Regions from separate parts of the Homo sapiens genome. Here regions 1, 3, 4 and 5 are each linked to region 2. A link is a contact called in ENCODE Hi-C or POLR2A ChIA-PET data. All regions are on one chromosome and are shown on one strand. Each heading gives the region's core, a stretch centred on a gene start or an enhancer-like site at or near the end of the contact. The rest is flanking DNA. Distances are from core to core; before and after follow the strand shown. Region 1 has its middle 29 kb from the start of CCR6. Region 2 holds the start of RAMACL (RNA guanine-7 methyltransferase activating subunit like). Region 3 has its middle 21 kb from the start of PRR18. Region 4 has its middle 34 kb from the start of LNCDAT. Region 5 holds the start of CEP43 (centrosomal protein 43).

Region 1 (2,700 bases), core at 67-2,566, 510 kb after region 2:
TTTTAAACCACATTGTTTGTGGTACTTTGCTGAGGAAACGGACTCAGGGCTCAGCCTGTAAAGGGTGTTTACAGCATGGGTCTGAATGATGCCCTCCAGAACCTGTGCCAGTGTGTGTTGATGTTGGGGGGAGGTGGCCAGGCAGAGGAGCTTCGTGAATCTTCTTACTAACCAGTGAAAAGCAACAAGGAAGAAACAGACGGTGCGTTCCAAAGTAATTCTGGCCAGTGCTGCCTCTGCAGCTCTCTGGGTAAAAGCTCCGTAAAGACTGAAAATCAGGGAACCTCACTCCTACCCTGGTGCCCAGTACTGAAGCTCGGTGCCCAGTACTGAAGCTCGGTGCCCAGTACTGAAGCTCGGTGCCCAGTACTGAAAATCATCCTTACAATATCAGCATTGGCTTGGAGGGGTGTTACATATTTTTAAATATCAGCTTTATTGGGATAACTTACATACAGCAAAATGCATCCATTCTCAGGGTCCACTTCAGTGAGTTTTGACAACGACTGTGTTCCAGTGTAACTGCAACCCCAATCAAGATCTAGAACTTTCTACTCCCACCAGCTTCCCTGAGCTCCCTTCCTGTCAATCCCTCCCCGTCTCTCCCTGCTCCAGGCAACTGCTCACCTGTTTTCTGTGACTAAATAGAAGAGGCTTCCCCTAGGGTTTTGCATACTTGGAACCCTACGGAAGGCACTGTCTGTGCCTGCGTCTTCGCCCCGGCGAGCTGTTTCCAGAATCCTCTGGGCGGTGGCCTCGCCTCCTGGGCTGCGCTGCGATCAGCTGGGGCAGGCTGTGCTTCTCTTACCAACCCTGCTTCGGTGACACCGGGTTGTTTGCCTGACATTGGCCGTGGTGTGAGTGTTGACCTCACAGAAACGGGCCCGGGCTACCAGCCGGGGCTGCGTTCTCCCAGAGCACTGGAGGATACACATCTGCCGGTCACACGCTGGCCATGTCTTTTCACATTCAGAATAATTTCCTGATCACTCTTCTGCCCATATGAGCAAAAGTCCAGTCTCCATGATTGCCCTGCCCCGGCCTGCTCATAGCTCACCCTCCCGTGTTCCCAGGAATCCCAGGAGCCCGCCTCGAGGGCCGTATCCTGCTTCCAGAGGCATCGTGGACAGAGAAAGGAAGCCCGAGGCCCATCCCTGGCTTGACTGCGTGGGACGCGTTCTCCGCTGCCCTTGCTTCCCTCACGTGGAGCGGAGAGCAGGCGCTGAGAAGGGGCCCTGCGTGGTGACCCACTAGGGTTAGTTCAGAGCCTTGTGCACACAGACCCGAGGGGGTTTTCAAAGGAAGCTGACACCCCCGCGAGCTGAGGGCGGCTGTTCTCACGCATGCTCAGTGGCGCTCCCTGAGTGCTGAGAGCCACGGTCGGTGAGAGAGGAGCTTCCTGATGAGCCTCAGACGGTGCTGAAACCAGCCGACTCTGCCCAGGATCCTGAGTCCTGGTTTCCTGTTGACCCTTCCTTCCCTCACGACTTATTTCCCCTGGGAACTATCGATGTTCTTTTGGCCAGTGGGCTTCCGTTGAGGCCATCCTAATCATCAGAGAGGTTTTAGTCGAGTTAAACCTCAAAAGAGAAGGTGTTTCTTAATTTTCCCAGGGGTGCCCTTGGCCCTGATACAGATTTAGCTACCTTCCCCCGAAAGCCTCAAAGTTCTGCAAACTCACAGCCAAGCAAAACGCAGCTGCAGTCGAGCCAGCCTCGAAAGGTCTTACAACTTTCTGCAGTGGCCAGCTTGTTCTCTGTTTCCATGCCTTCCAGAATGAAGAAGATCAGTTCTAAGGTTTCTTACTATTTCTACCAAGAGACGACCATCGGCATTCCACAGACGGCTCCTCTAGCTGTGCACAATGCCTGTTCTTATCGTTATCACCCGCTTCGCGCCAGCGGTTCTCAATACAAATTCCTTGAGGTTTCACAGTCACAGATAGGTTGTATTTGTAGGGAAACAGAAGTGCTTCAGTGGAATACTATTGCTCTTTGTACAGAAACCTGACACCTAGTACTTCTGAATTCTAATCCTAGTTCTGTTAACAATTGGCTTTGTAGCAGCCTAGATAAAGTCAAATTATTTCTCTGTGTAAAAGAAAAACCTAACCAGTAGCAGGGGCACAGTAGTCTATGTGCCTTCCCTCTGGGCTTGTGGTTAGTCAGCAATGGGGGCTTTGTGAACTGCGTAGACCAGCACCCCACAGTCTGTTTCAGTTCCAGTTTATCCCATTGTCTCACGTGATCTTGAGTCATTTAATCATTCTGTGCTTTTTCAGCCTTCAGTGTAACAAAATAATTTACTAAGCACCTAGCAACTTGGGGTTTGCTTGAGGTTGTTATATCTGATTAGATATATCTCTATTAGATATTAGATGTGTCTGTACATGTAAAGTATGATACATTATATCCCCACAAGCCAAACAGGCACACGTAAGGCCAGCTTATAGCATTGAGATTTGGAAGACCCCTTAGAAGGTAGATCAGTGACCAACAACTGGGCAAGAAATTCCCTTGACAATGCAGCTGCTTGAGTAGTTTCAGTTTCAGAGCTCTCCTGTGGCAAGTGAATTATTGGATAGTAGTGACTTATTCATGTGTTAGAAAGTCCTTCTTTGGATGAGCTGGTATCTACGGAAACTTCCCTTATTCTACTTTTGTCTCTGCACCTAGCATAGTTCCTGGTACAGTATATAAT
Region 2 (2,747 bases), core at 134-2,633:
TTCATTATGACTTTTTTTCTCTTGAAGATTAAGGAATCGAGGATTGCTGACATGTCTGTATTGATTAGTTATGGTTCTCCACTATGTTTACTGCCATCCTAATTACAGAACCTAATTTTCACATTTACTTATAATTGTGTGCAATTGTCCAGGCTGATCTTTTAAGGTTAAAGAGAAAATCTCAAACATGACATCAAACAAGTCTTTTTTTTTTTTTTTTTTTTTCCTTATTTTACAGCTTTATTACTGATTTCCCTCTAAAAAGAGACTCAAGTGTGGAGCTGACTCATCTATAGATTAAGGAATCACAAAGTACCATAGTCACTTAACAAATGCAAAAAAAAAAAAAAGCAATTGTTTTACCTTTCAACTGCTGATGTTATGTACAATCTATCACAAAAAGCATAGCTGTGCATTCATGAGCTGATTATATCAACCTCTAGAATTTTAGAAACGAGCACATCTAAGCATATGGATACTCTCTTACCTTACAAAGTAAAAGCATTTTCTATTTTAAAATTTTTATTTCTGTGTAAAACAAAGAATTCCTAGAGGTCAAATAATATACCAAACTTAAAGCACTATTAAGTCATGAAACAAAGAAGATTCTGAGGTAGAAGTCAAGCAATATAATCCACAGTTTCAGGTATTCCCAGCAACCATCGCATTTCGCAAGTAAGATCTATTTTTTTTAAAGTCTCAACTTCCAAAAAATCAATAATCCATTCTGTAAAATCAGATGTAAAACTATGACCAACAGAAGACACCCAAACTTTTCTCATGGTAACAGAGTAAATGCTTTTACTAAAAGCTGCCAACATTTCTATCAGTAGTAACCGTAAGGAGGCCGCTGGTTGTAACCATAATGTCCATATTGCTGGGGATAGTAAGGTTCTTGTCTGTGTTGCGGGTAGTTGTTACCCCAGGATCGTCCATGCCACTGATTGGATCGATTGTCACTTGGCCACCCCCATCTGTTGTCCCTGCCTCTGAACTGTCTGTTGTCTTGCAACCGATTGCCTCTGTTTCTTTGGTTCCCACCAGCTCTGCTATTCCATTCCTCAACAATTGGAGGAGACTCAGGAGGGCGTTTCAGGTATTCCTGATACTCCTTGTCATTTTCTGTGAATCTACTAGCAAACATCTCTTCAAAATTTGGAACAGCTTCGGCAGTGTCAGTCATTCTGAAAATCCCAAAGGTTTGAGGCAGCTGTATTGCTTAATGTTTAGGTTGTTTAAATCCGCCAAGGGCTATGTCTATCCAGCTCAGGCCGAACCCCGCCGGCGAGACACTGAGAAGCCCAGGAGAGGTGGCCTCTGGTCCACTACACCGTGGAACTCCAGACCACTCCAGTTCTCCAATGTAACCGAGCGCCTTCCTCTCCAAACAAGTCTTTTAATAAGGCCCATGAACTAGTCCATATATATACCAGAGGAGGAAAGAAAAAGAATGACCACAGTTTATTCTGAAGACATGACAAAGGTAACACACATCAGTTATACACAAAGTCAAATTTCAGCATTACCTCCAGGGCAGAGGGAGCCAACAGCTTTCAGAAATCTCTGCTCCTGCCATAGACTGGGGCTCCCCTCAGCTGCCTCCCAGTGGGGACTACATTACCCAGCCCTCCTTGCAGGCAGGTGTGGTCATGTGACTAGCCCTGGCCAATGGAGTGTGTCTGGATGGTGTACCTTAAAGAAGCAGGTGCTTCTTTCATAGTCTCTTTCCCCCCACAGCTAACTGCAGGCCCTTAGGGCTGGTGGAGCTACAAAGAAGAAGCCTGGGTCCCCCAAATCCCCATGTGGAAGCAAAGTGGCCAGTCATCAGGAACCCTGACATTAGACTAACACATAAGGAAGAAATAATTTTTCTTTTATGAACTCAGGGAAATATTTTCCTGAAACACAAGAGTGCACAGTCCAGAGACCCTGGGTCAGAGCCCTACAGGCCCAAGAAAGGCTTGGTTGGACACTGGCATGGGACAGAGGGAGGCAAGAAAGATGAGATAAGCACAGACTAGAGATTCGTATCTGCTTTTCATAAGTACAAGAGAAATGTACCATCAAAATCAGTTCTAATCACCGTCACTCTAATTGTGTGGCATCAGACAAGCTCCTCACCCGTCCTTGGCCTCAGTTCCCTCCTATGTAGAATGAGGGGGTCCTACCTGGATTAGTGGTTGTGAGAAATAAATGAACCCACGCATGTAAAACTCCCAGAACAGTACCTGGCATAGAGTGGGTTCTCAAAAATAACACTTTAGTTCTTCCTGAATATCTCATGCAGTGATATAACATCTTTCTTGAACGAGTCTGCCCTTTTTGAAGTCTGCCATTGGAAAAAAAAAAGCAAACCAGCATAAAATAAATATTATATATATATATACACACACAAAAATGTAAAATATATAAGTGGATTCAGAAGTAGAAGATGAAGGGCCCACGTCTCTGAAAAGCCACAGCTGAAGGCGCTGAAACTAGCCGTCTGGCCTCACTAGCACAGTGGGTAGAGTCTGACTTCCTGCTGGCTGCTGTCATTCATGGCAGGACTTTCCGGGACTGTGCGCTCTCTGCCCTGTGGGGAAGAACCCCGAGGAGGTGAGAGTGAGACCCTGCGCCCTCCTCACTCACTCAGGTTCCAGCCACAACAGTGAATTTATTTTGTTTTTTATCTGTTTGGCTTATCACATCTGAATGCAAAATATGCAGCATAAAATGAATGAAAATTGAGACCCCAGTGATGGTTA
Region 3 (2,700 bases), core at 1-2,500, 300 kb before region 2:
GAATAGAAGAAATTGCATTTCACATAGAGTGAGTATAGTTTCCTTAAATTATTTGCTTCAGATGCACTCACATACATACACACTTGATCACAATTATGTGTATTTCTTACTGGAGGTCAGACAGTCAAGGTCTGGAAGCCACTGTATTTTAGGAAGGAAAAGGAAAAGCAAACCTTCCTCCCAGGGAAGCAGATGAGGATAGAGGAAGCGGCAGTCAGGCCCTGGGGGGCTCAGGAAATGCTGGGGTTCCCTCCACAGTTTGTGTCGTCTGAGCACCCACCTTTGGAAATACAGTGAGGAGTCAGGGAGGAGACTTGTCTGCTCCTTTTACCAACCATCGGAACTTAACCCAGCGCTTAACTTGAGCTTCCTTGTGGGCACACGGCTTCAAGAAGGGGCTGCTCTGTTATTCATCCAGAGCGGCTTCACCATAGTTTAACATGGATTCTCCTCATTAAGCAGCTATATTGCTGGGGGAAAAAAAGGAACTGATAGGGTCATGTTCTTTTTTTTTTTTTTTTTTTTTTTTTTTTGAGACAGAGTCTTGCTCTGTCGCCCAGGCTAGAGTGCAGTGGCACAATCTCGGCTCACTGCAACCTCCACCTCCCAGGTTCAAGCAATTCTCATGCCTCAGCCTCCTGAGTAGCTGGGATTACAGGCACGTTCCACAACACCCGGCTAATTTTTGTATTTTTAGTAGAGGCGAGGTTTCACCATATTGGCCAGACTGGTCTTGAACTCCTGACCTTGTGATCTGCCTGCCTCGGCCTCCCAAAGTGCTGGGATTACAGGTGTGAGCCACCGCGACCGGACTGGTCATGTTCTTTTTGAAAATTGGAAAGATGAGTGAGCTATGCATCTATTTCAGTTACATTAAAATCATGATACTTTATAAAATTATAATACTTTTTTGATCATTTTAAACTCAACATTATCTTGAACCACATTTAAGAATGTAATAAATTTTATTTTTTCTTGTATCTTTTTGATGAAAATTGGACAACTATAACAATTATCTCTCTGCTGCTCGAATTCTTCGATCATTCCTGCACACGAGTCTAGAGAGTTGGTCCTGCACATATGTGGGGACCCTTTTCCACCCAAGCGACAGAAACTGCTGCCAACAGGAGCAAGGCCCCTGGGAAGCAGGCATTCCTTCTTCCTCATTGTCAGGTGGAAGGGGCCGCTGGGGGGATGGCCTTTCTGTGCTTTTGCATTCAGTGGCTCCACAAAGACCTACTTGCCACCTGGCCATAATAGGGAAAAACAACTGAGGTTACTTCCTGTTTCTCTTCATTTGTTCACCCTACTGTGACAGAGCAGACCTCATCCGCTTGGCTATCAGAGGCTGCAGCCAGGACGGAGTGCTGACCTAACAGGAAGAAGATGAAACCGTTTTGAAGGGAATTTCTTTACTGATGACTAAACAGGTTCCCTTCTCCTATCCTGCCGGCCTGAGAGAGACTACGTGTTGGCAAGAGTTAGGCTAGAGGTTTGAGCCTTGGTTCCCTGACCTCCTGATCTCTGACGGTGGCCAAGTCCATGAACCTTTCCGGCCCTCCATGCTCTCATCTCCAAAATAGCACCTGCCTCATAAGTGGGTCAAACGAGTTAAAGGAGTCAATATCTGCCCAGTATTTGGAGCAAAGTCTAGCAGATACTAAATACTTTACAATGATTAGTAATTATTGTCACCTCTCACTTAGTCATTATTGTCACCTCTCATATGCTCAGCAGAAAATGTTTTAAAATAGCTATAAACAATTTATCAAAGAAGAAGTACAGGCCAGGCACGGAGGCTCAAGCCTGTAATCCCAGCACTTTGGGAGGCCGAAGCAGGTGGATCACCTGAGGTCAGGAGTTTGAGACCAGCCTGGGCAACATGGTGAAACCCCGTCTCTACTAAAAATACAAAAATTAGCAGGGCATGGTGGCACACACCTGTAATCCCAGCTACTCAGGAGGCTGAGGCAGAACTGCTTGAACCCGGGAAGTGGAGGTTTCAGTGAGCCGAGATTATGCCACTGCACTCCAGACTGGGCAACAGAGTTAGACTTTGTCTCAAAAAAAGTATATATATACACATATATCTTTAAACATATATATATATTTAAAGATAGATATATATAAATATAGATAGATATATACAAATATAGATAGATAGATATAAATATATAGATATATATAAATATATATAGATATATATAAATATATGTATATATAAATATAGATATATAGATATATATAAATATAGATATATAGATCTATAGATATATAGATATAGATCTATAGATATATAGATATATATAGATCTATATAGATATACAGATATATAGATCTATATAGATATATAGATCTATATAGATATATATATCTATATATCTATATAGATATATAGATCTATATAGATCTATATATCTATATATAAATATAAAGATATATAGATCTATATAGATCTATATATCTATATATAAATATAAAGATATATATATCTATATAAAGATATATATATCTATATATAGATATATATACATATATATAAATATATAGATATATATAAATATATAGATATATGGACATATAGATATATATAAATATATAGATATATATAGATATATATAAATACAGAGATATATACATAGATATATACATATATAGATATGTACAGATATATATAGATATATATACATGTATAGATAT
Region 4 (2,700 bases), core at 177-2,676, 380 kb before region 2:
CAAAGGAATGACATGAGAAGTGTGATAAAAATACAGGTTCTGCATCCCAACCAGACCCCCTAAATCAAAATCTTAGGGGAAAGCCCTGGGCGCTGTGTGTTTTTATCAAGTACGCAGGTGATTGCTATGGTGTAGCCCATTTGAGGGACACGCTATAGTCGAGTATGGGTTGGGAAGAGCAACTGGAAATAAACAGAGACTGGGATATCTTACAGACAGCCCCAAAACATGCACTCAGTTTGCCATTGGATTCTTTGCTTGATGAATAGGATTTAAAGCTAGACTGTATTAGTTATATGACAGGATTTGTTTCATCAATGAAATGCCTCTGTGTGCGTGTGTGTGTGTGTTTCCAGTTAATCCAGTTAGAGTGGTGGTTGTAACCTGGTCCCTAGATTTCTAAATACTTATGTTTATAGAATTTTATGGTCAAAATGAGTCCCTACCAAGAGCATCTTGTCAAACTCCCTCCTTGTCCACTGAAGAGCTGTGTGCTGTTTAAGTTGGTATATCCCTGTGTTTATGAGTACACATTTAACGGCGGCAGAATTCTGCAGCCTCCATGGGTCACCTAGAGCCTGATGAATAAAGTAAGCAAAGTCCAGTTGTAGTTTTCATAATCCAGGACAGTAAGTCCCTGGAGGAAGATCTGTCCATTAAATTCCATGAGTTTCAGGAATTTGCACGGACCCTAAGACGCTCCAGTATCAATAAGGTGACACACTGATCCCTGACATGCTCTTGGAAGATGAAGCCAGGCACAGCTGGCTTTGTGACTTGTTTTTCAGGTTAGTAAAGGTCACTCCCGGCCTTTACTAACATTCACCCAGTGCCTCGGCCAGGATCCACTACTATTTTCACGATGAAGAAAGCTGGATCTGCTTCCTTTATTTTCTTCTCCACTATCGATTCTTCTGAGTTTCACTCTGAAATTCCAACACCTTGGGCCTTCTCTCAGGCTCACAGCGACTCCATCAATCAGGGTGTCTAAAGACCCTGTGGGTGGAGGAAGGAAGGAAGGAGGCACAGAGACCCTGCAGAAATGATTCAGGAGCCCCAGGCAGCTCACCCTCCCTGTCCTTTGGGTAGTTTTTCTGCAGTTTCTCACTGTTGACACTTTTTTTCCTCTATGAGTCAAGAAAGAAGGCCCTAAGAGGGAAATGAGACAGATCTTCTTACAAATATTCTTCATTACCACACTTTATTCATTCTATCAGCCAAGTGTGTTCCTCCAATTTTTCACTACAATTTTAAAAGCAGAAAATGTACCCTATTGTTTTGCACTGTTGGGGCCCATCCAGAGAGAAGGTGCAAGGTACCTACTGGACTTCAAGGCTAAGATTGCGAGTGCAGCCGGAGTGGCTCGGAAACCAAATGTCAGTGGGAGCTCCCAGTCCCAGCTGTGAGGCGTGGCTCCCAGTCCCAGCTGTGAGGCGTGGCCCCATTGCTTCCCTAGCGGGCTTCTGCTCAGATGGCTCCAGAGGCTGCTCATCTGTATCATGACAGCATTTCATCGTAACAGACGCCAGCTACTGCATTAGCTCCTTTATTTTCTGGTTAAGTTTATACAAATGTATCAGATATACTGCAATATTAATAGTTCTCTCCTCATTTGTTTCTGTTATTCTTGGGGCTGGTTTCACAAGTTTTGGGGGTTTCAGTTCTTTTTTTTTTTTTTTTTTTGATACAGAGTCTTGCTCTGTCGCCCAGGCTGGAGTGCAATGGCACAATCTCTGCTCACTGCAACCTTTGCCTCCCAGGTTCAAGCGATTCTCCTGCCTCAGCCTCACGCGTAGCTGGGATTACAGGTGTGTGCCAGCATGCCTGGCTAATTTTTTTGTATTTTTAGTAAAGATGGGGTTTCATCATGTTGGCCAGGCTGGTCTTGAACTCCTGACCTCAAGTGATCCACCCACCTCAGCCTTCCAAAGTGCCTGGGATTACAGGCGAGTCACCATGCCTGGCCTGGGGATTTCAGTTCTTAATCTCCTTTCAGATTTGCCCATACTCTTTTCCTTCAGTCATCTCTGAGAGAAAACCCAGAGGTCCTTCATGGCTGGCTCAACTCACCGTCACTCAGGACAGCAGGGTCTTGCGGTCTGTTGCACTGTGGAGATGCAGGGGCGCCTGTATGGGCGAGTGGAGTTGTTCTGGGTGGAAATCCCAGGCCGGCTCTTTTCCTGTGACTGTGATGAGTGACTCAGCTCAGAGCCTCCTGAGCCTCATCAGTACAGTAAGGACCACAACACTGAATCCATTGTAAGGGTGAAGACACAGTCTGCAGAAAACTTGGCACATAGTGGGAATTTCAAACGCTTTAGCTGGTTAAAGAGAATTGACCATTTCTGCCTTTCAATTTCTCAGGAGTCCCTTTTCAGGGAGGTCGGCTGTCTAATTTGGCCCCTTCTACCTCTATGCATCCTCCTATAGCCATGCCCTCGGTGCAAGTGAGGCCAGCCTGACTTCTGTTCTCTGTAAGCGGCAGGCTTACTCCCACCTGAGGTTTTGCACAGGGTCTCCCTGGCCTGGGCCACTCTTCCATCTGATGTTACCACAGTTGGTTACTCTGACCTGTCTTTAATGCCCCTTTCACAAATCTAAACCATCCAGGGACAACAGATAAGGAAAATGGAGTGGAAGCCTCACCACAGATGATGGTGCAGTGCTGAGAAGCATCGGATTCGAGACAGACATAGAGAC
Region 5 (2,700 bases), core at 43-2,542, 410 kb after region 2:
AGGGCCGCGCATCGCAGCGCAGCCGCCCGTCTTCCCGTGGCTTCCCTACGGCCGCGGCTCCCGCTGCTCCTTTCCGCCGGCCACGCGGGTCGCACGACCTTCCCCTCCCGCCCACCCTGAGGCGCTGAAGCCCTCGACGCCGGCCTCGGGAAAGGCGCGGCCACCGCCCGTTTCGGATTCCCGTTTCCTTCCTCCGGGCGCGTCCTTCACCGTGGCCAAATCAGCCTCTCAACTGCTGGAGCCCGGCCTCGGACACTTCTCGGCTTACGCCGCCATACAGTGGCGCACCCCGAAACCCCGGAACCGACAGCTCGGCTGGCCTTGCGCACCCACACTCTCCAAGGCAGGGCTCGGTCCGGGGGCTGGTTTTGCCAAGGCGAGGGGCGAGGGGCAGCCCAGGCGGCCGGATGGATACCAAGAGGGCGCGTCAGCTCCGGCGGGACGGGGCTTCCAGGGCCCGGGAGGGGTCCAGGACTCCCCGCCGGCGCCTGGCTGTCGGCGGAGGGCCGCGGGGCAGGAGGGAGTGGAGACTGCGGCCCCAGTTCGGGCAGCGCGGAGCCCACCCAACGCCCTCCTCGGCCCTCGGCTCTTCCTGGGGCCATCCCGCCCCTGCACCTCGGCCTGGCACCTTTCCGGTTAGCCTCGGAGGCCGTGGCCGAGCAGGGTGCGTTCGCCTGGCTGGGGGGCCTCAGAACGTTATTTCCGGGTGACAACCTGCAGGGCCTTCCGCCCCTCGCGACCTCTCGGGAGTCCCTTCCCCGGCGCCCCCCCGGGGCTGCAGGGGCTGCAGGTTCGGTCTCGGGGCCTCCTTACCGCAGTCCGCCCGGCTTTAGGCTAGTGGGCTTTAACTACGTCGATAATATGACTCCGGCGATCTTGTGCGGCGATGGGATGCGGCCGTGGGCGGTGGAGTCCAGGCGGAGTCCGCTCTCCACACGCGAGGGCGCCTCCTCCTCACCGCTCGCCGGCTTCAAAGCTCGCGCCTCAGGCGACGGCAGCCAACGGGTTGCCGGCTGGAGGCCCCGCCGACGCCCCGCCCCTTGCGTGCCCACCCGCGCCCCGCAGCCCCGCCCCCAGCGCCGACCCTAAGTTTCGGCGCTCAGTGGTCCGGCGCTCCCCAAGGCTCGGTGTCCAGCGTCAACCCCGAGGTCTCTATGCCCCGCCTCCCGACGCCAGGGGGCAGGGCCAGCGCGCTGCGCGTCGGGGCGGGGCTTTGGCTGCGTCGGCCGCGTAGCCCGCGCGCGGAGCGTACCCTGCTGCGGCCGTTGGCCGTTAGCGCGGCTTCGGCGGTTGTCTTGGAGAAGCAAGATGGCGGCGACGGCGGCCGCAGTGGTGGCCGAGGAGGACACGGAGCTGCGGGACCTGCTGGTGCAGACGCTGGAGAACAGCGGGGTCCTGAACCGCATCAAGGTGAGGCCGGAGGCTGGGGCCGGGCCTGGCGGATCCGCAGGGCTTGCGTGGACAGCGGGCGTCACAACGGTCGCGGCGAGGAGGCCGCCTCCCTGGCGAGGGACCGGGGCCGGCGGGCACTGGGGGCGCGCCCCGGCATGGCCTCCGTCCTGCCCGCCCCACAGAGGGGGTCGGCTCGTTCGTTCGTGTGGTCCCGGAGGGCACCGCGGACTGGGGGTGCCTGGCCCATCCCCTGCCTCATTCCGTGGGGGCGGGACCGCGGGGCTTGGGGGCCACACGGGCGGCCCGCAGCTGGGCCCTGGAGTGCGGCCCCAGCGTCTCTTCCTCAGGCTCGGGCATGATCCGCGGCGGGAAAGCAGCGCGTCCAGCCGAAGCCTGGGGGTCGGAGAGCTTGTGTGACTGAGAACGTTTCGGAAGGCGTTTCTGACCTTTGCACCTGCCCTCCCAGCTCGTTGGCTTGCTCGTGTTTGTTGCTGGATAAATGTGAGCTTGTTGTGAAAATTGTCTTGAAATTATAATTTCCTGTTTCTTAACTTTTTTTTAAGGCTGAACTCCGAGCAGCTGTGTTTTTAGCACTAGAGGAGCAAGAAAAAGTAGAGGTATGAAGTTTCCAGATTTTAACATGGCTGTATTCGTTAATACTTAATTTCTTATTCATTAAAAACCGTCTTAAAAATAGTTTATAGTAACATATAGCTAGGGATAATTTTGAACTGTTAAGGATTACATTACTATTGAGAGAGAGCCAAAATTATTCTTTTTTCGTGTAGCTTTTGAATTTGGGGGTAATCTTAAGGTACCACAGTAACTCTGATACTAATGCTTAATCTGAAACAAATGGTCATAGGAGTTTCTTGAAGAAATGGTGCCATTGTCAATGTGTTAAGTGCAGGTTCACTCAGATCCTTTAGTAAGCTAATATGTTATTAATCCCTATGAAACGGGGTATATAGTATGCAACTTTTCCCAAAATTATCTGACCACTCAATTATTTTGACAATGAAAAAGACAGCGATTATTTTAAAAGTGCAGCCACTACTCTATATTTAAGTGGGTAATTTAACTTTTTCGGAGTCCCACCAACCATCCTGAGTAAATATTCTGGAATTTGTCAACAAGAATAGAACCATCATCAAAGCCTTAAACTCTTGCTGTATGACAAATCAGTCTACTGTCCTCTCACTTCTTTAGACCTGTATACCTAATCTCTAATTTCATCAAAATCTTCAGTTCTTTGCCCTTTCCATGTCTGTGCAGGCATCAGTCTTCTCTTGGCAGCATTTTGCTCTG

What was found. A loop is a pair of places that touch in the nucleus more often than their neighbours do. ChIA-PET counts read pairs that join two places held with the same protein, here RNA polymerase II (POLR2A). Pooled maps may share reads with other maps.
Region 1: a loop to region 2 is called in a pooled map, with 6 times the contacts of the local background. The contact joins the enhancer-like site here to the promoter of RAMACL in region 2. A Hi-C loop is called at or near these places in 4 of 37 single-sample maps with no recorded cell type and 2 of 50 pooled maps.
Region 3: a loop to region 2 is called in a pooled map, with 6 times the contacts of the local background. The contact joins the enhancer-like site here to the promoter of RAMACL in region 2. A Hi-C loop is called at or near these places in 1 of 168 maps with a recorded cell type or tissue (HepG2), 8 of 37 single-sample maps with no recorded cell type and 6 of 50 pooled maps.
Region 4: a pooled map shows a loop between it and region 2 (3-fold over the local background). The contact joins the enhancer-like site here to the promoter of RAMACL in region 2. A Hi-C loop is called at or near these places in 2 of 37 single-sample maps with no recorded cell type and 2 of 50 pooled maps. POLR2A ChIA-PET finds 5 or more read pairs at or near these places in 3 of 52 experiments (WTC11, activated T-cell and activated naive CD4-positive, alpha-beta T cell).
Region 5: a map with no recorded cell type shows a loop between it and region 2 (19-fold over the local background). The contact joins the promoter of CEP43 here to the promoter of RAMACL in region 2. A Hi-C loop is called at or near these places in 3 of 37 single-sample maps with no recorded cell type and 5 of 50 pooled maps.

The regions. Positions count from the first base shown.
Region 1 is chr6:167,092,860-167,095,559 of GRCh38, forward strand. No RefSeq gene overlaps it. Among named protein-coding and RNA genes, the nearest start is that of CCR6, 29 kb to the right of the region's middle. RefSeq lists enhancers at 467-536, 647-1,016, 2,347-2,406, 2,607-2,686. Within about 2 kb of position 1,317, at least 8 of the 41 ENCODE cell types and tissues checked have a DNase peak (open chromatin) inside an H3K27ac peak, as active enhancers do.
Region 2 is chr6:166,585,295-166,588,041 of GRCh38, forward strand. RAMACL (RNA guanine-7 methyltransferase activating subunit like) reads right to left here and starts at 1,384. Exons shown (of 1, transcript NM_001395999.1): 1 at 1-1,384. The coding sequence starts at 1,183. The coding sequence ends at 827. All of the region lies in intron 1 of RPS6KA2 (ribosomal protein S6 kinase A2), which reads right to left. RefSeq lists a silencer at 1,587-1,726.
Region 3 is chr6:166,285,666-166,288,365 of GRCh38, forward strand. No RefSeq gene overlaps it. Among named protein-coding and RNA genes, the nearest start is that of PRR18, 21 kb to the right of the region's middle. RefSeq lists an enhancer at 1,385-1,554. Within about 2 kb of position 1,251, at least 5 of the 41 ENCODE cell types and tissues checked have a DNase peak (open chromatin) inside an H3K27ac peak, as active enhancers do.
Region 4 is chr6:166,200,990-166,203,689 of GRCh38, forward strand. No RefSeq gene overlaps it. Among named protein-coding and RNA genes, the nearest start is that of LNCDAT, 34 kb to the left of the region's middle. Within about 2 kb of position 1,427, at least 3 of the 41 ENCODE cell types and tissues checked have a DNase peak (open chromatin) inside an H3K27ac peak, as active enhancers do.
Region 5 is chr6:166,998,105-167,000,804 of GRCh38, forward strand. CEP43 (centrosomal protein 43) reads left to right here and starts at 1,293. Exons shown (of 13, transcript NM_007045.4): 1 at 1,293-1,410; 2 at 1,956-2,009. The coding sequence starts at 1,309. RefSeq lists silencers at 365-594, 885-1,404, 1,495-1,654, 1,665-1,754.